3 separate regions of the Mus musculus genome follow, and regions 1 and 2 are each linked to region 3. The links are chromatin loops, found by intact Hi-C in ENCODE. Cell type or tissue: heart. All regions are shown on one strand.

Region 1 (8,000 bases), 180 kb after region 3:
TATATATCAAATTCAAGATAGCCTGGATGACATGAGAACTTGCCTCAAAAAAAAAAAAAAAAACTGTGCTAGATATGCTAAACATATTTAATGACAAAATATAGTTATAGTTGGTTCTCAAATTTCTTGACTGGCAGAGAATATGAATAAACCACAAGCCTATAGTGTTACTCTCTCCTGCCAACCAGCAATCAAAACCTATTCAGAAAAAATATTTGTAAATATGCTATAAATAAACAATAACCTACTCAGAGCACACAGACAGGCTGCTTTAGGTCCTCATGCCCTTATCCAGTGTGTAGTAGTCTCACACCTCTTCATGGTTAATCTGTAAAGGTACTCCAGAATTTAATCACTAAGAAATTATACCATACTCCCTGTAAATAGGCTACATTTTTCACCACGAGCAATTTTTGCACAAAGTATCTGGAATTTTGTTTTCAGTCTTTATGAAACCCTGACCTCCTGGAGAGCCAGCCCTTCCTCAGGAATTTTCTGCACGAAGCCCAGTACTTACCCTACTGCAAGCACTCAGCAAAGGAATACCACAAATGAATAAAGCAAACCTGTTTTTATTCAGGTGCCAATGAGATATTTCTTCCAGTGTGGAAATAATCTGATCCCAGGGCCTCTTTACAAAGATTCATCTTTGAACACAGCTATTAAGAGTGCAAGCTGTGGAATCAGATTGCATGGACATCAAGCCCAGAATCTCACCTCTATCATTTATTACTACATCATCTCTGGACAAGTGTGTAAAGCTCCTGGGTCTGAGTTTCCCCATTTGGAAAACGGGGGTCACACTGCTTCATGAGTTACTGTAAAGATCCAATGAGAATTTTAAAGCACTTAAGGGCTGCAGATGGAAAAACAATTAGTACCGCCCTTCCCCAGCACCACCCTCAGCCCCCTCAAAAAAAGACAGGAAAACCCTGCCCCACTAACATAGTCATCACTACTGCCAACAGTCAAGCTGCCAGTAATAGCAGGATAAAAAAATAACAGGGTAAAAAAAAAAAAGTTCTTAAAGCCTGGGTGGTGCCATTGAAAACAACTTGGAAGGAAAGCCTGTAAGTGACTCTGCTTTAAAATGTTCAGTCAGGAGAACAGGCAAGTGGGGTTTTGTTACAGTTATATTTTAAGTTAGCTCATGATTAGATTTTTTTGCATGCATGGTGTCAGGAGATTGAAGCAAGGGCCTCCTGGTTAGTAAGGACACTACCACTGAGCTATGCCCCCAGCCCATTAATGGCTTGTCAAATTTAAAAAGGCATAAATTTGGTGCTGAGTTCTGTATATCTAGCATAGTAGGATTCTAGTCACATTCTATAACCATTGCAAACTTCTCCATGTAGCAGATCTTTCCGTCTCTGTTCCCTCCTTACCCCACCAGCTGCCACCTGTTTTGTTTTCAGAATCCCCAAGTCCCCAATCCTGAAAGGACATTCCCCCCAAAACTCTGGTTAGAAAATGGGTTTGCAGTTTCTTCCCACCTAACCCTGTAACGCTTTTCTTTTCCTTCTTCCTGCCTACCTCCTTACTTCTCAAGCCTTGCTATTCTCTACACGTAGGAACTTGAAACCTAAGAGTATGGGAAAGCAACAGCGTAATAGCAGTGGTGCCAAGACCCGGGGATGCTGCCAAGCTTTTCCCCAGGCTCCATATGCAGTGGCTCAACTACTCAGAGGCTGGCCTTCGGTTTAAACCCATGGAGCCTCATGAACTTGGTATTTCTTTTTGCCTCTGCCCGATTGCTTCAACCTCTTTAATTAAACAACCTCCTCCAAAACCTGTGAACCATTCAGATCTAGCCCATTCTCCAAGTCTATCTTTTTCAGGAAGTTTCCCAGGACCATTTTAACCCACAGATTATCACCCCACCCACCTACCCAAACTGGCAACTTACATACCAGAAAACAGAATCACCATGCATATTTACACCAGCAAGTAAATGCTGCGCATTTGATCTTTCAAAGCCAAGAATGGCGTCTTGGGGTTTTTGAGAGCCCCTCCCCGCACCCCCAACCGTCTTTGAAACCCCCTACTGAGCGTGTTCATCTTCCTGAATAGTGACTCAATCAGTGAATTGTTTGGGCTAAGGCATGCCAAGATAAAAGCATGTTGAAATGAAAAGGGCTCAATGGATGGGGAAAAAAGAAGTACTAGGTGTCAAATGGGGGAAAATTATAGAACAAAGGTGTTCGACTAACATCTGTTTTATTTGCCATGGGGTTGAAAACAGATATAGGGGAGGGAATGTCAACTGGAAAATGAAGAAAAAACATATTTCAGTTTGAGGGGGATGATAGCAAGAGAAACATGAAGCCCGGAGGAATTTTGAGTCAATTCTGCTAGAACCAACAGGTAGGCCAATTGTGTGAGTAAAGGGGGTTACGGGGATGGCATGGCTAGAGATACAATCATGTAGGTAAGGGAATTAATAGGCCATATGACGGGGGCACGAGGGGATAAAATGGTCGCCAGTAAGTTAGCTGACTGAGTGGGTGGCAGGTAGGTCGGTGAATGGTTAGGTGTTTAGTCTGGAAGGAACAGGTGTGGGGCATTTCATTTAAAAATCTAACCCCTCCCTCACCTTGACCCGGAAGCGGATGAGTGCTAGCCTCACGCAGTGGCTCAGACAGGCAGGTGGCAGGAACCAGGCCCGCGGTGGAGGGGTGCCCTTGTTGCCCACGTGTCCCACGATCAGTTGCGCAGTCTGCCGCTCCGCCTGGCACCGACGGCCCCACTCGGCCAGTCGGTCCTTCCCCAGGCCCCCAGGGAACATGACCACCAGCTCCAGGCCGTCTCCGCCCGGATAGGCACAAGCCTGGCACAGCGCTGACAAGTAGCCCAGCATGGCATTCCACTGGCCGCCACAAACCCAATCCGTCTGGTAGCCACCATAGAGCCGCGGCAGCGCCGAGCCCGCGTCTACCAATACCCGAGCCCCAGGCAGCGGAGGGGGCGGCGGCGGATGCAGCCCTGGCGGCGCTTGGCCATGGTGGTGGAAATGGTGAGCAGGGTGATGGTGCCGAGACGGCCCCGCGCCCCCGGAGTAAGCACCAAAGGCAGCGGGCGGGAGCGGCGGCGGCGGCAGAGGAGCAGAGCCCCTGGTGATGCGTGGAGCCCCTGGCGCTAGGGCTGCTGGCGGCAGCTGGCGGTGCAGGTGCTGCTGCTGCTGCTGGCGCGAGACGGTGCGCGCGAGTTTGAGGAGGTCCACAGGCACCACAGCCCCGGGACAGCGCTTCTCCAGGAACTCTTGGAAGCCCTGGACGCCCATGCTTCCTCCGTGGGTAGAAGGAACAGCGGCTGCGCAAGCGGGCCAGTCGGCGATCCCCGCGCGAAGCTGGAGGCGGGCGCGTGCGCACTCCGCGGGGGGTAGGGGCGAGGGGGGCGGAGAGAGGGTTTGAGAACGGGAGGGGCGAGGGAACGTGGGCGGGGAGGGGAGGAGACCACAGACTGGGTGCGGGTGGAGAGCAGAGGTGAGGCTGACCAGACTCAGAAGAGGCTGGGAAGATAAAAGCGATGACAAAGTCGTAGTCACTCCTCTTTTCCCGTTCCCCTCCGCTGCTCTTCTTCACTGCTTCAAAGGGGGTGAAGCCTCTGCCTTCCACCTCCGGGAGCCATGTTGCCTCGTCTTCTCTGTGATACTCGCTTTCTAGCTGGGGGAGGGGTACAGGGGCGGGGCGGATGAGCATCCTGGGAGTTGTAGTCTTTTCCCGGATGGCCTCAGGATGCAGTCTTAGAACCAGAGGATCACACCTGTCAGGCCTTGATGCTCATAGTGTCAGAAGAAGCGGGCCAAGAAAATGTGTGTATAGGATTTGTACCAGAACTCCTAGTATCCAACCGAGTTGCCTCAGGATATTATACCACCATGCCCAGGGAAAGAAATGGAGATGATGCATCATGGGAAAGGAAGTACTGTGGATTAGTAGAATTTGGCTAAAGTGAGCTAAAGTTCCCTGAAAGGGAGAAATTTCCCTTCCATTGAAAAGATGATATGCACAACTTTTAACGAAAGGAGAAGAACACATATGATACATAAAAACCGCTAACATCTACTGTCATACTTTGAAGAGTTATCCACCTTACAAATGGTAAAACATTTACTTAAGACAATGAATGCATAGACAAAATGAAATTGCCTATAATTTGCCTCAGGATCTCTGGTCAGGGAGATTAAACACCCACTCAAATTCAACTACAACTTGGACCTTATTGGTACTCACTAAGCTATGCCATATGGTTAGGGGATTTTTTTTGTTTTCCAACCTACTAAATGTGTCCATGTGGGAACAATTCAAAATAGCTGCAAAGGTTCTAATTTGATCACAGTCTTTTGAAAAGTACATTTCAGCATGCTTCTCCAATGAAATCCATGTAGAGTCTGTCTTCTGTCAAGTTTTAGGGCCCATTACTTCAGCCAGACTACAGCAGAAAACAAGATCTGCATGCAGAGTAGTTGTATCTATCTGGCTTGGAATTTACAGAACATAAAAGAGCAGAACCCCAGGAATGACATCAGAATGGTTTGATAGGATGAAACCAAAAACAGGTTGCAAATTCCAAACCGGGTTTGTCATAAGAGTAGTAGATCCAGAATAGCAGGGATGGGAGACAACATGAAAGGCAAGGGAGAGGGAGGTGGGGGGTGTATAGGGGACTTTCGGGATAGTATTTGAAATGTAAATGAAGAAAATAGCTAATAAAAATTGTTTTTGAAAAAAAAGGGAAAGGCAATAGCTTGAAGGCATGAAAGATGAAGAGAATAGATGTTTTTAGTAAACTGTGCTTACTAGAGAGTTTGTCCAGCATCCCTTTCCTAAAAATTAGCCTTCTCATTGTTAACTTGATAAGATTACTGCAAAAACTGTTGTCTTAGGCATGATGGTATGTGCCTGCAATCTTAGTACTCAGGAAGTTGACATGGGACAGTCACCTTAAGTTCTAGGCCAGCCTAGGCTACCCAGTGATTTCAAAGAACCAAGGAAGTAAATAAATCCTATCATGTTCACATTTGCTTGTAATGCCATATTTTAACTGAGTGTGTTGGCTTACATCTATAAACCCAGCATTCAGAAGGTCAAGGCAGGAGGATTGCCACAACTTTGAAATTATTATTTTCCAGGTCAGCCTGAGATAAGAACTAAACAAAACAAACAGTAAAGAAAAAAATTAAGTCCCAACAACAACAAAAATAATTGGATCATAAGCCACTTAATGAAACTGTTAGCCACAAGTGAGATACCTTTAGATGAAAACCCTTTATTATTCTACCTTCAAATCATCCTTTCTGGGTCGGTGAGATGGCTCTCTGGTTAAAATGCTTGCTTTGCAAGCATGAGGACCTGGATTCAATTCTCAAAGACCACACCAAAAAGCCAGGCTCAATGTAGTGCATTTGTAATCCCAGGGCTGGGGAAGTAGAGCCAAGTGGATTTCTGGGACCCAGTGGCCAAGCAACCTAGTCTAATTGGTGAGTTCCAGGCCAATAAGAGACAATGCCTTAAAAACTGAGGTGGAAGATTCCTGAAGAATGATATGCAAATTTTGTCCCCTGGCTTTCATGGGCATACATATGAGCACACCAAGACACACAAGTGTACCTGTGCACACTTACAAAATGTCCTTTCCATTATTTTCAGCTATGATACAAGCGAGATTTCACAGATGTACTCTTCTTCCCCGTTTTAATGGTAACAGCCTGTGAACTTCAGCTAAGTATATCTAAAATTTGTATCTTACCCTCTTAAATATGGTCTTATAAACAGCATACTTGGGACTGTGCAAGGCTTATCCAATCCCAGCTTCTTGGTACATCTATCTGTCATTTCTCCATTCTCCATTGCCCTGGTCAAGGCAATCCCAAAGCCATGCTGATTGAGACACTCAGGGATCCCTTAACTGCTTTAAGTAATAGATCTTTCTCCACTCTTTCATGTCTTGGCTGTGCTTGTTTTAACCTTTTGCATTCACCAAGATGTGAGCTCATTACATTTGGTTACAAAGAGAATAAACAGTCAGAAATGAGGTGTGGCAAATTACAAGCCCAAAATACACGGAACTGATACAGGTGGAATCTTCTAGCATCCATTGATGGGAAGGGAGTTGACACTTTTTGTAAGATATGGCAGTGAACCAGTTAATTACAGTTCCTGGAACTCAAAAGAAAAGCCCTGGAGCTGGGTGTGGAGTTCAGTGGTAGAATCCTTCCCCAGCTTCTATTCCTCAGGACCACAAACAAACAAAAACAAACTGAGCTTTGATTGCTGCAGGCACAAATCCCTTGGTCCTGCTGACTTGCAGCAAAAATGTCAGACCCACTTCAAGGATTTCACTGATTAAGAAACTGGCACCAGCAAATTATTCACACATGTATAAGGAGTAGTAACTCCTCATGGCATCAACTTTGCCAGAAGTGCTGATTTCCCATAACTGAATCCAACTAGATGTTAAGAAGCAAGTGAACATCCATCCCCAAGGCGGATCAGGACGGAGGTGGGGAAGGTTTCACAGTAGTAAGCTCAGCTCAGCTTACTATCTCCTACTGGATCTCTGATCGAGAGGATCTTGAACAGAATGACAGAGAGAATGAGCCAAATACTTAGAGAGTGCTAAGAAAAAGAAGCTGCAACAGTAGTAAATCACTTGCTTTGTATGTGCAGGACAAGGAGTCCGATCCCCAGCACCGGAAAAAAAGGAAGAGAAAGGAGACCAACAACAAGAATTTTACTACCTGTTATTAATACTTGCTACTGGGACATCTCCCAACATGAAACCAATAGGCCTTCAATTGAAGACTTAGAAAATTTTCATCAGTAGAAAATCATGTCTAGCGAATCATGATTGTAATGGACCACCCAGAGTAGCAACTCTGGAGCAGCACATCACAGTACCTGTTCTGAACAGGATCATTTCAAGCCTCACCCTGTATTTTCAACATTGGAAACACTGAGTGTACCACCAGAAATCCATGATTTTAGTAGTGTTGAAGATGAAGCCAGAAAAATGTTGAAGTACTATAAACAGTGTGCAAACTACTGATGGTAAGGGAAAGAGATGAGCTTTGTTCTTTCTTGCACAGACATGAGTGGGAGAATGGGGAAATATGAGAGGAAACAGGATGGGGGCAGAATAGCATCAAGGTAGTAAAAAAAAATTACAGAGGACTGATCAATATAAATGTGATTAGGCCAAATGTGCACACTGGCTGACAATTAGATTTCTATCCTATCAACACAGAGACAGAGAGACAGAGGCCCTATTGTTCCTGGCAATTAGGTTTCCAAGGAATGTCTCACAGGTCCTTCAGAAAGACATCCTGAACTGGAGGAAAGATACACATGTCTCCAAGGAACAGAAGGATTAACAAGTATAAGTTTCCTTTAGTTAATGTTCTACAGTGAATCAGTTATGGGGTACAAATGAACTGAATTATTTTGATAACCCCATTTCTCCTGAACGGCACACTGCATTCTCCTGGTGATTTGACCTTCGATTGCTCACAGCCTTGTTAAATAGGTCAAATCTCCTAATGCAGGGGTATGAAAGAAGTGTAGTGGTACATTTTTTCAGACCCCTCTAGCCATCTGAGAGATTTAAACACATTTTCAAATCTAAGAACCTCACTTTGAGCATAACCCTGACCTAAATACAAACTGGTTAAGCAAGGAAATAATAAGAAAGGGACTCCCATGAGTTTTTTTCCATTATACCCATCCAGGTGAAAAGGGTAGATACATCCTCAGATGTAGTGATGGATCAATGTGCGACTTCTACTTCCCTAAAAGGGAACTTTGATGGTGTTTATTTGTAGACTGTTATATATTAATCTGTTGGTGGAAGGCACATTTATCAGATTTCTAGATTACAAGGAGCCACATTTTATTGAAACTGAACTAGAGGAAGAAAGGATGTGTCCATGTGATGCCATTATATATGGATTAGTAGAGTTGCTTATGATTTGCAGCTATCCATGGGTTTTGTTTGAGTAGGCA
Region 2 (8,000 bases), 300 kb before region 3:
TGTCTGAAGACAAAAGTACTCATACATAAAATAAGTAAAAGAATTTTTAATAAAAGGAAAAGAGTATGAATTTAAAGAAGAGGGAAGGTATCTGAAAGGTTTGGAGGTACAAAGGGGAAGGAAGAAATTTTGTAGACATAGTCTCAAAAAATTTAAAAGAAAAATCACTTTTAGAATTCCTGACCAAACTAAACAAACAAAAACACAACAAAACCCCAGCCTATTCACTATTGATTACAGAGTTATAGACATCACTGATTGCCTGAAGGAGGACTAAGCATAATTTTTAAGCCTTTCTCTATCTGACCTAAGTTCCAATTAATATACAGCCAAGACTTTACCTATCACACATTAATATCTAACCCTCATGACAGCTTGAGAAATGAAGACTGTGACCAATTTACTAAGGTCAAAAAATGTCTATAGGCAGGGATAAGAATGCAAATTCAAACTACCAACCACTCCCACCGCCCCTCACTACAGGCACCAGTATCCCTATCCTTAGCTACATAAAATGGCATGGGAGGATTGCTCAGCTAAATCTATGACCTGGCAGTAAAATGAAATAACAAAACAAGCAGCCTTTACTCACCCCCCCCCCAAAATCTGGAAACTCATTTGCAGACATTGCTTGGAAGTCTCATACAAAATCTGAATATACTAAAATCTCAAGATAAAATGTGTATGCTCCCCCCAGGCGCCTTTAATCCCACCACTTAGGAGGCAGGAACAGGTGGTTCTCTATGGGTTGGAGGTCAGATTGACCAATAGAGCAAGTTCCATGACATCCAGGGCTAAACTGAGAAAGACTGTCTCAAAAAACCAAAAGGGAAAAAAAAGCATGTATGTTTCTCTACAAAAACAAACAAACAAACAAACAAACAAAACTACCTATCGGACTGGAGAGATAGCTCAGTGGTTAGGAGCACTGACTGCTCTTTCCAGAGGTCCTGATTTCAATTCCCAACAACCACATGGTGGCTTACAACCATCTGTAAAGGATCTAATGCCCTCTTCTGGTGTGTCTGGAAACACCTACAGTGTAGTCATATAAATAAAACAAATCTTTAAAAAAAGACTCTTTTTTTTCTGTTTTGTTTTTCCAGACAGGGTTTCTCTGTATAGCCCTAGCTATCCTGGAACTCACTCTGTAGACCAGGCTGGCCTCGAACTCAGAAATCCTGCCTCTGCCTCCCAAGTGTTGGGATTAAAGGCGTGCGCCACCAATGCCTGGCAAAAAGATGATTCATCACATCCAGTTTCTAAGATTATAAGTGCTTTCTTCACCATTGTCCACTTCCAAAAGAAAATTAAGAAATTGTCCTTTAAACTACTATTCTTTATAAAATTTCAGAAACTTGTCTACAAAAAAACAAGTGGGAGTGGGTGGGTAGGGGAGCAGGGGGGAGGGTATAGAGGACTTTCGGGATAGCATTTGAAATGTAAATGAAGAAAATACCTAATAAAAAAATTGGGAAAAAATCCAGTCCATACCTAACAAGCAAATTTCATTACAGATAAATCAATGAGTTCAGGAAAGTATTTTAATCTGGCAGAAATCAAGTCACTCAGTTCCCCTGAAACTCTTTTTAGAAACTGAAAATACCTAGTTACACAAATACCAAACTCGGTTCTGGGGTGGAGACTGTCATACATTTTTTTAAGCTGTATAAACAGATTTGGCTACACAGATCAGCCGTGAGAGCTGTGCCAATCCATGAATGACTTAGAAACCTGTTTCAAAATAACTGAAAGAGGGAGTAGGGTATAAATAAATAAAACCACATCCGCATGCTGTTTTAACTGTTAGTAGCTGGGTGGCAGGTACATAGGTTATCATTGTACCATCTCTATATATTAAAAGTATGCTAAATTAAGGCTCTATCCTGCCAGATCTCTAATCCCATCATCACATTATTACCAAAGCAATATTCCTAAAACTAACTATAAGTACTAAAGCAGCACCCAAGACCTGCATCTCTCTCTCTTAATGGCAAAATGGCATTATATAGTATTCTTCTCATGCTTTGGTCTTGTTAAGTTTCACATTCCCTAGCACTCAAGACTTTTGAAAAGTTGACTCCTGAATATCCCTAAAAGTTGAGCTTAAATGTTACCTCCTCACTATGACACCTCTCTCAAGGTAAAATTTTACCCTCAATCCACATACCATTTACCTGACACTTCCCTCAGAAGTTCTGAATGATTGGGTCTGTACCATATCTGGTTTTTTTTTTTTTTTAAGATTTATTTATTTATTTTATGTATATGACTACACTGTAGCTCTTTTCAGACACAGCAGAAGAGGGCATCAGATCCCATTACAGATGGTTGTGGGCCACCATATGGTTGCTGGGAACTGAACTCAGGATGACTGTTAGAGCATTTTCAGCATCTACATTAGAGCTCAGAACCAGATTATCCAATGTCTTTTCTGGTCTCCACAGACACCAGGCACAAACAAGTCACAAATACACTTGCAGACAAAACATCCACATATTTAAAATGCATGCTTTTACTTACATACACAAAAATGCAAAACCAAAATTTTCAGTTGATACTACCCTCTGATTCAGGGTCAACTAGGTAGGAATCAACAACTGAGTATGATTATAGTACATTACTAGTCAACCAAAACTCTGGATGTAATAAGAATTGACAAATGGGAAATCATAAGTTTCTACACAGCAAACAGAACTTAGAATAAAACACTAAAAGAATGGAAGAAAACTCTTTGCCTGCTATTTATCTGATAAAGATTAATATCCAAATGGTCAAATGAACAAAAGAAAAGCAAATGGTCAAAAAAGCCTGTAAAAACAAAGTTCATCTGATATATGCATTTTTTTCTAAATAGCAAATATACCACTTCACAATTTAAAAGTTGAGAAATAAATGGGCTTTGAAAACATTTTCTTTTTCAGTGCTCACACCAAATCCAGGACTTGGGGCAAAAGAAGTGCTCCACTAATGAACTACATTCCCAGTTCAGAAAACACTTAAGTTTTATGGATCGACATTCATTCCCACTTATTGACATACAGTGTCCACACATATGTGTGAAAACAGAGACAAGAGTTAGCTGTGGGATCTGGAGAGATGGCTCAGTGGTTAAGGGCACTGGCTGCTCTTCCAGAGGTCCTGAGTTCAATTCCCAGCAACATCTGTAATGGGATCTGATGCCCTCTTCGGATGTGTCTGAGGATAGTGACAGTACACTCATATACATAAAATAAATTTTAAAAAGTCTTTAAAAGAGTTAACTATAATGGCTCTTATTTGAAATTCAAACATTAGGGACTTTAAGGCAGCAGGATTGGCACAGGTTTGAGGCTAGCCTCAGCTACATAGTGCCAGGTCAGCCTGGGCTAAAATGAGACTATCAAAACAAAAATTCCTTCTAAAAACAAACCAACAACAAAAACACCCTTAAAAACCTGCCAAATTAGGCTAACCCATAAGAGGATGACAGTGGAAATGTTCAAAATACACTGTATGAAATTCTCAAAGAATAGAAATGTTTTTAAAAGGCTACAAATTGGACTCATACTGGAATGTAGGTCAAAGGTGTGTTTATAGGTGGGGGGCTTTCTTTGGAGTCCTGCCTTTTACTTAAGTTTTTTTTTTTTTTTTTTTTGTCAAATTTCCCCCAGTGAGGAAACTTCTGTACTTTCATAGATGACACCTGGTAACACATTTAGAAATAAAAGCAAGTTGCTTAAAGGAAACCTACAGCATAGTGGCACAGTACTGGGCTGTTTAACTTGTGCCTAACTTGGTGCCTAACTCCACCACTATACTATATACTATACATGACTATATAATAACTATAGCCAGTTATTACCCTTAAATCTGGGCCCACAAAATGAGTCTGATATGTATAATAAGTTCTCTGTTCCAACTTTTCTGGTGGAATATAAAGAAGATTTTACTATTTAAAAGCTGCTGGTGAATGAATCCCTTAACAGAAATATAAGAAATGCACTATTAGGGAAACTTCATTATTGTGGAAACATCCTAAAATAAATGTCTACAAATGTCATTAATACAATCTTTCACCATCAATAGGCAATATAAATTTCTGTATCTGTAATTCATTACTGATCTCTACCACCAGCAACAATAAACTAGTCTTGCACAATGAATGTTTCAATTACAGAAATCTTAATGTCACCTTCCACTACAGAATACATTCCTGACAACTATACAGGGAGTTTCTGGGCTACATAAGGTATCTTCTCAAAACAAACCACAAGCAGAAACTATATTGTTAGACAGCACATGACTATAATTTGTCTTCTAAAGGTAGACAGATCTATGCTGCCCATGAAGCTAGTCTTTACTTTTTTTCATAGTAATGGGATTATTTTAAATTTTTTTTATTCATTGTATTTTTCTCTCATATATTACATTCAACTGCAGATTTCCCTCCCTCGTCTCAGTCCATCCCTCCACCTTCCCTATAAACTGCTGTAACATTTTGCTCATTCCTCCCACTGTTCATACTAGCATTTCAGTGTGATTTATAAATCTCCCGGCAAGTTCCATTTCTGTTGCTTATCTTTGTAAACTACATTTTGTATGGTCTACATAGGAATGTGGGTGAGTATGCCACGGTGCATATATGAATGTCAGAGAACAAATGCCAGACGTTAGTTCTCTCCTTCCACTATGTGGATTCCTAAGATAGAAATCAAACTTGCTAACAGTTGCCTTTAAACTGTTGAACCATCTTACCAGCACCGGATTGCTCATCTTTTGTATCTCCACTATGTGGCACCAATGAGTACATCCTTAGAAAAAAGGTGTTGCATAAATATTATTGCCCTCATTTAAAGGGTGAGGAAACTAACTCAATTTGCCCTAAGTGACATAGCCATTACATAAACTATAATGGCCTCATCTTTACAGAGTACTCTATAATTGCAGTACCTTAAAATATTATTAATTTTTTATTACATAATTTTATTACATATCATGATATTAAAGGCTCAGTGCAACCTATAAAGTACATTTTAAGTTTTATATATACCTGTACATACACAAACATGTAAGTGTAGGATTTTGATAAGCATCTTATAAGTAATATAAATTTAGTAAAATAGCCTAGACCCATTCAAATATTAATTTGCATACTGTTTCTCACTATTATGTACATGCATTTTAGGGCCAGCAGAAGGAAAGAGGGAAAAAGTTGGAAGCAGGCAGCTAAAAAAGACAGGACACAGGCCTCAAGACCAGATACAGGTTTATCCAAAGACTAAACTAGCACAGTAATAGCAATTGAATGTATCACTGTGAACTCTCACCTTGGCCCAAACACTTGTTATTATTACCCTGTACTCATAGAAGACAATTGCAGGGTTTCTCAACATAACAGTCTTAGAGGCTGAGGAAGCACACGAGAATTAGAAAACCTATGTCTATTCAACTAAAGGAAGAGAGGCAAGATACAAGAATGAAAACGAAAACCTTAAATTACTTAAAAATGAACAGAGCTAGGTGTGCTAATGCACACCTGGAATCTTAGCATTCTGAAGGATGAGGCAGGAGAATCACATGCTCAAGGCCAGCCAGTACCAAATAGTCAAGAAACAAAAACAAGAACAGTTTCCACTTACAGAACCATACATGGTAATTTAGATACTACATAAAATAAATGGTTTTAAAGAAGTTAATATTGAATAACTCTTTTCTAACATGGTGATGAAACTGGTAACTGTTGCAAGGACTCTCACCACAGATTAATAAGGTTGTGGCAGAACATTGAATAGAAAGACAATTAACAGTAAAGAACCATGTAAAAGGGGAAGATCATGGCAAACAATGCAGTACATTAAAACCACAAAACTGATTCCAATAACAAATGAAGGTATTTCCAAAGACGAAACAAGAAGTTGACTGAGCCAAACTGTAATTTGGAAAGTCCCAAATCTAGAACTGCCTGCACTCTATGCCTTCTACTTTTATCAAGATTTTACAAACCTTTCCCCTTAAATTCTAGCAAAAATTTTTTTACTAAAGGAAAAAAATGTAGGACCAATAATGAAACAACCTGGGAAGGTGAAGTGGAAAAGGAAAATAGAGACTGGGTACAAAGCTCTTACCATGGCAAAGAGAAAATTTCCTTCAATCTCACATTTTGTCTTATCACATTAGTTGATTCCAGCTCTAGGGAAGAAATCTATAATAATCCTAAAATAACCTGACATACTAATAGTAAGGAAACTACCCAAGACTACTAGGGTTTATACCAAGAAAAATCAAAACGCAACTTTATATTATAGAATTTTCCTAGTTAGAAGAATGGACACTTTGAATTTAAAACATTAGCCTCAGAATGTTTATATCCATGAGTACCTAGGTATACACATTTACATAACCTTCTGAATCTAGCAGGGAACCAAAACATCATATCAAAGGCTGTATTTAGAGGCTAGAGACAGCTCAATTATTAAGAGAGCAACCTGCTCTTCAAGAACTGGAGTTTGGTTACAAGAACCACAGTGGTCTGTAACTACAGCTCCAAAGGATCCAATACCCTTTTCTGGCCTCCATGGGCACATGTACATTGCATACACTAAAGCACATGTACACTGCATAAAGGCATTAGGCATTTTTTTAAAATAAAGCTATGTTTAGAAAGAAAAAAGCTGAGTGTAGATCATACCTTAATCCCAGCACTCAGAAAACAAAAGCAGGAGGATAAAACTGTGAGCTTAAAGCCAAGCTGGGCTACATAGTGAATTCCAGGCCAGACCTAAAAAGAGAAGGAACTAAGAAGATAATCAGTAATATGCTTACTTGCAAGTACAAGGACCCAAGTTTCAGAACCCACATTTAAAACAAAACCAAACCAACTGGGTGTTCATATAATCTCAGCATTGAGAAGGCATAGAAGATCCTATTTCAAAACTTACAATAAGTAAATGTGGGTGGACAGCAAAGGAATGATGATACCTAATGCTAGTCTATGGCTAGCTTACACATGCACACACATACAAAACACATGCACATACCATTTTATTTTTAGGGTACAAAAACTGAGTGTTCATTCTGTCTGTTCTACATCAACTATGTATTTGAGTAACCAAATAAGAAATAAGGGGAAATAAAATATTAGGAAAAAGCAAAATGTTGTTATTGAAACATCAATTCACTGTCCTCAATGATTTAATGAATTAAAAAGATTCACATCATTAAAACACGATGTCATGAATGAACATATACCCTATGTTTACCAAAGGGAACGAACCTGAATTTATCACACCTCTGGACCCAGTTGCCATTGTGCAAGAAAGTAAGGATTTCAAAACTGCTTTTAGCTGAAGGCAATACTAAATAAACTGCTCTCAATCTTAGAGAAACTTCTTTTTTGCAGTGACTAGTTAATGCAGGAAGACTAAGTGACTAAGTGCTCAGGCCTAAAATGGGAAATCTATATTAACCATGAAGTGGAAACTTCTGGCTTCTTTGGAAAGTCAGTTATGGTTTGCTGGGGAACACAGGTGAAAGGATGTTTTGCTAAAGAAAACAGAGATTAAAGGATGTATTGCTATAGCAAATGCATGAAAGGACACATGATGTTCAGAAAGAATATAAATAGGAGCCAACAGTAGGAGCTCAAGCATTGGCTTGCTTTGCTCTGCTTTACATTGTATTGTTGAACTCCATACCAAAAAGAAGCTCTCCAAAGAACTTCTCCGGGCGGTGGTGGCGCATGCCTTTACAAAGTGAGTGCCAGGACAGCCAGGGATATACAGAGAAACCCTGTCTCAAAAAACGAAGAAGAAGAAGAAGCAGCAGCAGCAGCAGCAGCAGCAGCAGCAGCAGCAGCAGCAGCAGCAGCAGCAGCAGCAGCCACCGCCTTCCCCGCAAAGAACTTCCCACGAGGAGGTTTCCTGCAGCTTCTTGGTGCTTTTGCAGAGACCTTCCTGTTGCCAAGCTTTGTGCTTTCTTCTGGATTGAACTCCCCTTGCTGGTTCCTGTATGGAGACTGC
Region 3 (8,000 bases):
CAAACATGAGGACTTTAGTTCAATCTCCAGAACATATGTAAGAAAGATTCAAGTCCATATAATCCCAGTGGTAGGGAGAGAAATGGGAAAATCCCTGCGGCTATCTGGCCCACCTGCCTAGGCTACTTATAAAGTACCAGGCCACGGGGAGACCCTAGCTAAAAAAAAAAAAAAAACCAACAAGATGGCTGGTTCCTGAGGACTGAGGCCTGGAAGCCTGAGGCTGACCTCTGGCTTCCATACATGTGTACACACCCGGATACAGAAACCCGCACAAGTAGAAGAAAAATTTGAACTTTCAGACTTGGGTACAGACAAAATAATTTATGGAATGTCAGTTATGGAGTCTGACACAGGGTAAGAAGTTAGGAAACATTCATTCCTGTTGTGTTTTCAGATTTCTACACTGTGAGCAAAAGCCCTTTTAAAGAGATATCATACACACTTCCAAACTAAGGGCCATAGTGAAATAAGTTTTTTTCATTATGACTTGCTTATTTATTCAAAACTGTACTAAATATCTACTGCATATTTAGCACTAGAAATACTAAAAAGAAACAGAAAAGGTATCTCTACCTCTAGGAAGTAACAGACATATGTGCAACTATAAGATTAAATAATTTTTTTTTAATTTTTTTGATATTTTGAGGCAAGAGCTTTCCACTGAATTATATCCCAAGCTCTTTACATTATTATTATTATTATTATTATTATTATTATTATTATTGAGACAGAATCGTGCTAAGTTGCCATGCTGGCCTTGAACTGGCTCAGGCAGGCCTTGAACATGAGACCCACTGACCCCACCCTTACTTTGTTTTTGAGTATAACAGGAACAGCTCCTTTAAAAATTGACAACTTAACATTCTAGAACTTATATAGTAAGAGAATGGTCCCGAATACTGTTTTTTATTAAACTCCAGTATACAAATTCCCTCAGTAATAGGATAATATTTTGATTTTTATTATATACACTAATCTCACTGGAAACCTGGGTGACAGACAGGTGCATTTGTCCTGTTGTTTTACCCTACGTCTTTTAATTTTAATGTAGTTAGACAGTCCTGCAGACGGCACAGAAATAAAATATTTTTCTGGTTCTGCATCCATTTATAGAATGCAAGCAAACTGCTTTACAGCTATGAAAGAGGTATTGATTTGTAAGTGAGGCTCACAGAAGCAAAAGCAACTTTGGCCAAGGCCACTGATAGTAAGTTACAAAGAAATCCATGTTCTTAAACTCAGATATCTCAAAAATGCAGTGCTGCCTCCCCCAAAGCCAGGATACGAGGGAAAACACAACCATACAACTGATAATTTCTTTGTAGCTAGAACGCAGCTAGAAAATCAAATACGTATGCATATATATACATATATATGTATATTCATGTACATACACAAAGTACAATAAATATACATAGGGAAACAGAGAGAAACCACAGACCACTGTCAGCTAGGACCTAGTTGTTGGGCAAGGAGCGATAGAAAAACCTAGGTCTAGTAAATTGACGGAGGGGCTAGTTTCTGAGCAGTAGGTAGAAAACAGGGCTGAGAGGAGGAGAGAGCAAGTGAAAACAACACACCTGGCCAATGCTCCCTGACCAGCCTGGCCTGCCCTTCTTACCTGCCGTGAAACCAGTCCTGGCACATGTCACACTCGATCATGAAGCGGGTCACATCATAAGGCAGTCGACAGAGGCAATACACAGGCACCGAGGCCATCTTCACAGGGGGTTGGATCGTTTTGCGCCGTGCCAGTTTTGAAGCTTTACTGGGTCTGAAGGCAGCAACAAGCGCCTTCTCTAGACGATGGCTAGACACAAACAACACTTCTTTACCAAGTGACTCCTCCGGCCCCGGGTTTCCAAATCGTTCCGTGTCTCCGCCCCCACCCCACCCCCTGGGTACCAACCTCCAGTTCTGAAAAAGGGAGTAACCGAGCCAGGACTCAACACAGCTGGTGAGAGTGCAGGAGTTAAGTGGAGAAAGTCCACCCACCCTTCAGGATTTCTTTCACTTGGAAAGAACAGCAAGAACGTTCTGCTATCTGCTCTGCCCTGCCTTCCAAACGCCTCCCCCAGACCCCTACCTTCTTTGGCCCTGAAGTCAGTGACAACTTCTTTCCGGGTTTCATGTAAATATCTGAAAGCTTTCGGGAAGCTTATTTAATCCCTCACTGAACCCCCTCTCTTCACTGCCCTCTTGCTTCCCAGGACTCTCAGCTCCCTTTATTATGACGCAAACCGCGGCATAAAGGATGAGGCTGGGAAGAGGGAAGCTGAGGGAGAGACCAGAGACCCTGTCTAGCCCCCCAAAATAGGAAGAAGCAGAGATGCGGAAATCCCTGAAGGTCTCCGCAGGTTATTCCGAATTACGCCCCCCCACCCCACCCCCCAAAGCCTTCGGGAACAAGACAAACAAGACTAGGCACCCAACTCAAATCACAGTCCTGGGATCGCGTTGGGAGAGTTTAAATGATCCTTTTCGTCATTCTCAGTATCATTCCCTCCCGAGCAGTAAGGAGTCTCATTCTGCTCCAAAATGAAATAAACCGCAATTTCGTCCTCCACTCCAAAGCTGACAGGGAGCTCATCTCCCCCCCTGACACTGAAAAGGATCTCTTCGAAGCCCCAGGAAACCCACTAGAATCTCCTCGCCGCCGCGAAACTAAGCGAAGAATTTGTTTTCCCCTCCACAGCTCCAAATGGCAGGCATTGCCTTGCAATCCCCTCCGACCGCCGAGGGTTCGGCTGGACCCCTCACCTGACAGACGTCTCGTCTTAAATTAGAACGCAGCTTGCTTGCAGCCCCCAAAACTTACGAGGAGCTCTCTACGCCTCCCCACACACACACTGACAGGAACCTTTTTTATGCCCCAAACCTGATAAAAAATGTCCACGGTCCCAAACGCTACAGAGCTCTCTTCATGCCCGAGGCTGCAGGGGGCAAGTCCTCAGGGAACAGAGCTCAGCCCCAGAGACTCGCCTGCCGCTGGGCTCGCTCCGGGGCAACCCAGCTCTGCGCTAAGCACAGGCTGGCCGGGCAGTTCCGGCCCGAGGCGGCGCGCGCTGAATGCTGGGATTGCCGCTGCCAAACTGTGAAGCTGACTTGCCTTCTCCTAGAAACCACATGCCGCGTCACGCAGTGCCCGGGCTCTGACGGGGCTTTCGGGCAGTGTCCACCTCAGCCCTCCCACCGTCTGGCCCTCAGAGCCTTCTAGAGACCGAGGTCTCAGCCGGGGCTGGGGGTCGGGGTCGGGGCCGCCGGGCGCACTGGCAAGTGGCTTTGTCGCTGCCCCCTTCGCGAGACAGGCTTGCGGCGGCTGGAGAAAGACCGCCGGAGAGGTCGCCGGGAGAAGCCACTCTCGGGGGGTTGTAGGAGATTCAAAGCAATCAATAAAGTTTATTCAAAATCGCGAGGCAGTTGAGGCGGAGAGGGGTGGAGAGATATGGTAAACAGCTACCATATTGAGAGTGGCGGCGTTCTGGGAAAGAGACGAGCCCGCCGCCATCTTACGAGGCTCGGGCACGGGAGGTGAAGGTGGAGCCCGGCACGTCAAGCCGGCGGCTCTTGCGTGACGTCATGGGGCGGGGCGACACCTTGAGGGAGCCTAGGATGTTGCGCCTCGTCTAGGTGGCCCAATGGCGCATAAGACCTTGAGCTGATAGGCGGAGGAGCCGCCATCTTAGGCGAGGCGGTAGTTTGGCTCCATTTTGAGTGGGGCCTGGAGCGTAAGTCTTCCGTAACCCCGGGTAAACACGGAGTTGGAAAAAAAAAAGCCAAACCCGCACCTTCCTCCGCCCGCCCCCCTAGCACTCGCCGCCCCTCGCTAGTCTCCTCCTCCGAGAGGAGGTGAGGTCCGTGGCTCCGGGCGGCAGAAGTGTTACATAGGGCTGCGGGGGCGGGTTTCAGCCTTGGGGGATAGGCTCCTGTCCATTGAGCCCTGATAGTGGACGAGGTCCTTTTCCCACGGTTGGAGTTATCATTTAATCTTTCACTCTGTGAGAGGAAAAAAACTGCGATTATCACCAAATGAAGAAACAGGTTTAGAGAAGGAAAGTGATCTGAGAGCCTGGGAATTAAAAAAAACAAAATAAAACAAAAAAACCTCTTTCCCCCAGCAGGCTCTTCCCAGGGTCTCTGTCATGAACCATGCAGGTTCAATTCCATGAGAAGCAAAAATCAGTTCACGGCTTTCCATATATCTGTACCAGGATTTTCTGACTGCTTTAAGGTGGCACTGTTTGATTTTGTTTTTTCTTCAGACATTAATGAAATATCCCTAGTTCTCTTGCTGTATCACTTTCTTGCAGGATCTCATTACTTTATAGAATAAACTGTATTAAAAGTTGTTTTCTGGAACTGGAGAGATGGCTCAGAGGTTAGAAGCACTGGCTGCTCTTCCAGAGGACCTAGTTCAATTCCCAACACCCACATGGCAGCTCACAGCTGTCTGTAACAGGGGGCCTGGCACCCTCACATAAGACACACATGCAGGTAAAACACCAAAGCACATAACATAAAAATAAAGAAATTTTAGAAAAAAATATTTTCTTACCAAAAGAGGAAGAGTGGCGTGGAAAAAAAGAATATGTGTAAAACAGTTTTCTGGCAAACATATACAGGGACAAAAGTGTCCTTGTCAGAGAAAAATAATTTCCCTCTTCTTGTTTCCTCATTTCTCCTTTCCTTTCCACCTCAGCCTCGGCTTCTTGAGTGCTGTGATTATTATCTGGTGGAGAACTCTTTAAAAACCATCTGAGAGAATGGGGCAAGAGAGTGACAACTTTAACAAGAAAGGAAAAAGGGAGGAAAGAAAATGAAGAGTAAAATAAGCTAAGCCTCATGGGCTGCTTGCTGTTGTAAGCTATGCTGCAGGGAGTCTAAGAGGATATATAAAGATTTGCTAAGGCCCTCAATACAGCTCAGTTGGTAGGATATTGCTTAGCATCCACAAACCCCCAGTGTTCAATTCTCAGAACTGCATAAGCCTTGGGTGGTAGCCCATGTACTCAGGAGGTCCCAAAGTTCAAAGTCATCCTTATTTACAAAAGTTCTAGGCCAGCCTGGGATACATGAAATCACAGCTCAAAAACAAAGTTTAATACTACTGTATACAAAAATAAGGTTCATGAACAATGGTGGCATAGGCCTTTAATCCCAGCAGTCTGGAGGAAGAGGCAGGCAGTTATCTGTGAGTCCAAGGCCACCCTGGTGTACAGAGGGAGTTCCAGGACAGCCAGGGCTGAACACAGAGAAATCCTGTCTCGAAAAAACAAAAAAACAAAAACAACGACAAAAATTGAGGTGCACAAATGCATGGAGGCGCATGGGGAGTCATACTGTAAGAAGTTAAATCAAGAGCTATTATAGTACAAAATGCAAGAGTTTAGATTTTATCTTTTAAGGAATAAGAAACTACTGAAAATTTTAAAATGGGGGAGGGACCACAACTGCCTGAGAGTATATATGGGAACCACATGTGTGCAGGACTGTATAAAGGTAAGAAGAGGGTTCTGGATCCCACAGAACTAAAGTTAGAGGAGGAGATATGAACTACTGCCTTAGGGTTTTACTGCTGTGACCAGACACCACGACCAAGGCAACTCTTATAAGAACAACATTTAATTGAGGCTGGCTTACAGGTTCATAAGGCTCAGTTCATTATCATTAAGGCAGGAACATGGAAGCATCCAGGCAGGCATGGTTCAGGAGGAGCTGAGAGTTCTACATCTTCATCTGAAGGCTGCTAGTGGAAGACTCACTTCCAAGCAGCTAGGGTGAGGATCTCAAGCCCACGCCCACAAGGACACACCTACTCCAACAAGGCCACACCTTCTAATGCAGCCACTCCCTGGGCCAAGTGTATACAAACCATCACAACTGCCTTGGGTCATGGGAACTGAACCCAAACTCTCTGCAAGAGTTGTAAGCACTCTTAACTACTGAGTTATCTCTCTAGTAACTGAACTGTCTTTGCACCTTAGCCAGAGTAGTGTGCAATTTTATTAGGACCTGAAACATATTTTGAGATGTTATAGATCAGTTAATACTAAAGTTGGCTTCAAAGACATGCAATGCAGTAAGAATATTTTTAGAGATAATTTCAGTGCTACATATGAATGTCCTAGCTAAACAAACTAAATATAACCCCAAATGAACTTATTAGGTGAACCTCAAATTTTTGTTTTGTTTTGTCTTGTTTTGGTTCTTTCGAGACAGGGTCTCACTATGTAGTTCTAGTTGTCTTGGAACTCACTATCACTATGTAGACCAGGCTGGCCTTGAACTCATGTAGATCTGAATGCCTTTGCCTCTGGAGTTCTGGGATTAAAGGCATGGGCCACTATGCTTGAATGAACCTCAAATTTTTCTAAGGTTTCTCTAATACCCACTAACATAAAGAAAACTATGATGAGGCTCACAGTGGAAATGAACAGTTTGACTAAACTGCAGACTTTATAAAACACATAGCCATGTGACAGCATAGCAAGATGACAATACTTGCAGCTTAAGCCTTTTAACTTTACAAAGAATCAGGGATGGGGACTGGAGGAAAAAAAAAGAAGAAAAGATATCAAGATAGTGAGTGGGGCCAGAAAATAGTTTGGTAATCTGGATATTTTGGAGGCTGAATCAGACCTTTAGGAGTAATTGAAAGCTGAAGTGAATGAGGAAAAGAGATAGGAGTTCATTTCTGAGTTTAGCCTCAGAATGAGTGCATGGATGGTACCACTGACTAAGCCAGGGTATACAGAAAAAAACAGGTTTTGTAGAGACAAATAAAATGTAGTTTTAAATTGGAGTATGTTAAGGGCAGTGGTGGTGCACGCCTTTAATTCCAGCACTTGGGAGGCAGAGGCAGGTGGATTTCTGAGTTCCAGGACAGCCAGGGCTACACAGAGAAAACCTGTCTCGAAAAAAAACAAGGCATATGTATGAAACTCACTGAATCAGCATTCTCTTCTTTCTTCCTCCTTCCTTTTTAGCTCTTCTTCCATTCTTTTGTTTTGTTTTGTTTTGTTTTGTTTTGTTTTTTCCTTCTTACTCCAGCCTTGCTCACTCCGGCCCAAAGATTTATTTATTATATGTAGGTATACTGTAGCTGTCTTCAGACACACCAGAAGAGGGCATCCCACTATAGATGGTTGTGAGCACCATGTGGTTGCTGGGATTTGAACTCAGGACCTCTGGAAGAGCAGTCAGTGCTCTTAACCACTGAGCCATCTTTCCAGCCTTTGTTTTGGTTTTTGAGACAGAGTTTCACTGTATAACCAAGATGACCTCAAACTCATTATATAGCCCAGGCTAGCCTCTAACTCATGCTCCTTCTTTCCATATATTGTTGTAGGACACAGTCAACAATTCTTTTTCTTTTTCTGAGATACAGCTTCCCTGTGTAGCCCTGGCTGTTCTGGAACTTGATCTGTAGACCAAGCTGGCCTCAACCTTATTGAGATCAGCCTACTTCTGCCTGCTGAGTGCTGGGATTAATGGTGTGTACCACTTCTGCCCAGGCAAAAATTATATTAGTTTTATTTGTGTGTGAGTGCTTTGTTTTACATGAATGTCTGTGCTCATGTGTGAGCTTGGTTTCTGAAGAAGTCAGAGAAGACTGTCAGAGGCCCAGCAAGTGAAATTGAAGATGGTTGTGAACTACGTTGTGCTACTGGGAGTTGAACCCAGGTCTTGTAAGAACAGCCAGCAAGTTTTTTTTTAATTAATTAATTTATTTATTTATTTTTACTTATTCACTTTACATCCTGCTCACTGTCCCCTCCTGGTCACTGCCCCCCCCCCCACACACACAGTCCTTTGCTCTCTTTCTCCTCTGAGGGGGTGGAGCCTCTTGGTATTTCCACACCCTAGCACTTCAAGTCTCCCACTGAGGCCAGACAAGACAGCCCGACTAGAAGACATCCCACATACAGGCTACAGCTTTTGGGATAGCCTATGTTCAGGACCCACGTGAAGGCCAAGCTGCACAACTGCTACACATG

Evidence for each region. Peaks named below come from ENCODE experiments on the same cell type or tissue, not always from the same donor. Only the 100,000 strongest peaks of a DNase experiment are listed, where the experiment ranks them.
Region 1: a loop joins it to region 3, with 4 times the contacts of the local background. A loop is called at or near these places in 11 of 42 quality-filtered maps.
Region 2: it touches region 3 in a loop (4-fold over the local background); 11 of 42 quality-filtered maps call a loop at or near these places.

What each region holds. Positions count from the first base shown.
Region 1 is chrX:151,339,530-151,347,529 of GRCm38, reverse strand. It overlaps Fam120c (family with sequence similarity 120, member C), which reads right to left and starts at 3,307. Exons shown (of 16, transcript NM_198105.2): 1 at 2,594-3,307. The coding sequence starts at 3,280. It overlaps A230072E10Rik (RIKEN cDNA A230072E10 gene), which reads left to right and starts at 5,651. Exons shown (of 3, transcript NR_015600.3): 1 at 5,651-7,049. In heart, no CTCF peak of the experiment used is centred here; DNase peaks (open chromatin) are centred at 2,939, 3,369 and 3,639; H3K4me3 peaks cover 2,521 bases; H3K27ac peaks cover 1,318 bases.
Region 2 is chrX:151,811,642-151,819,641 of GRCm38, reverse strand. The region is part of intron 2 of Huwe1 (HECT, UBA and WWE domain containing 1); the gene reads right to left. Among named protein-coding and RNA genes, the nearest start is that of Huwe1, 12 kb to the right of the region's middle. In heart, a CTCF peak has its summit at 4,740; a DNase peak (open chromatin) is centred at 7,961.
Region 3 is chrX:151,516,201-151,524,200 of GRCm38, reverse strand. Phf8 (PHD finger protein 8) reads right to left here and starts at 3,529. Exons shown (of 22, transcript NM_001113354.1): 1 at 2,764-3,529; 2 at 1,625-1,813. The coding sequence starts at 1,722. In heart, a CTCF peak has its summit at 3,622; DNase peaks (open chromatin) are centred at 3,100 and 3,610; H3K4me3 peaks cover 2,995 bases; H3K27ac peaks cover 3,000 bases; H3K27me3 peaks cover 487 bases.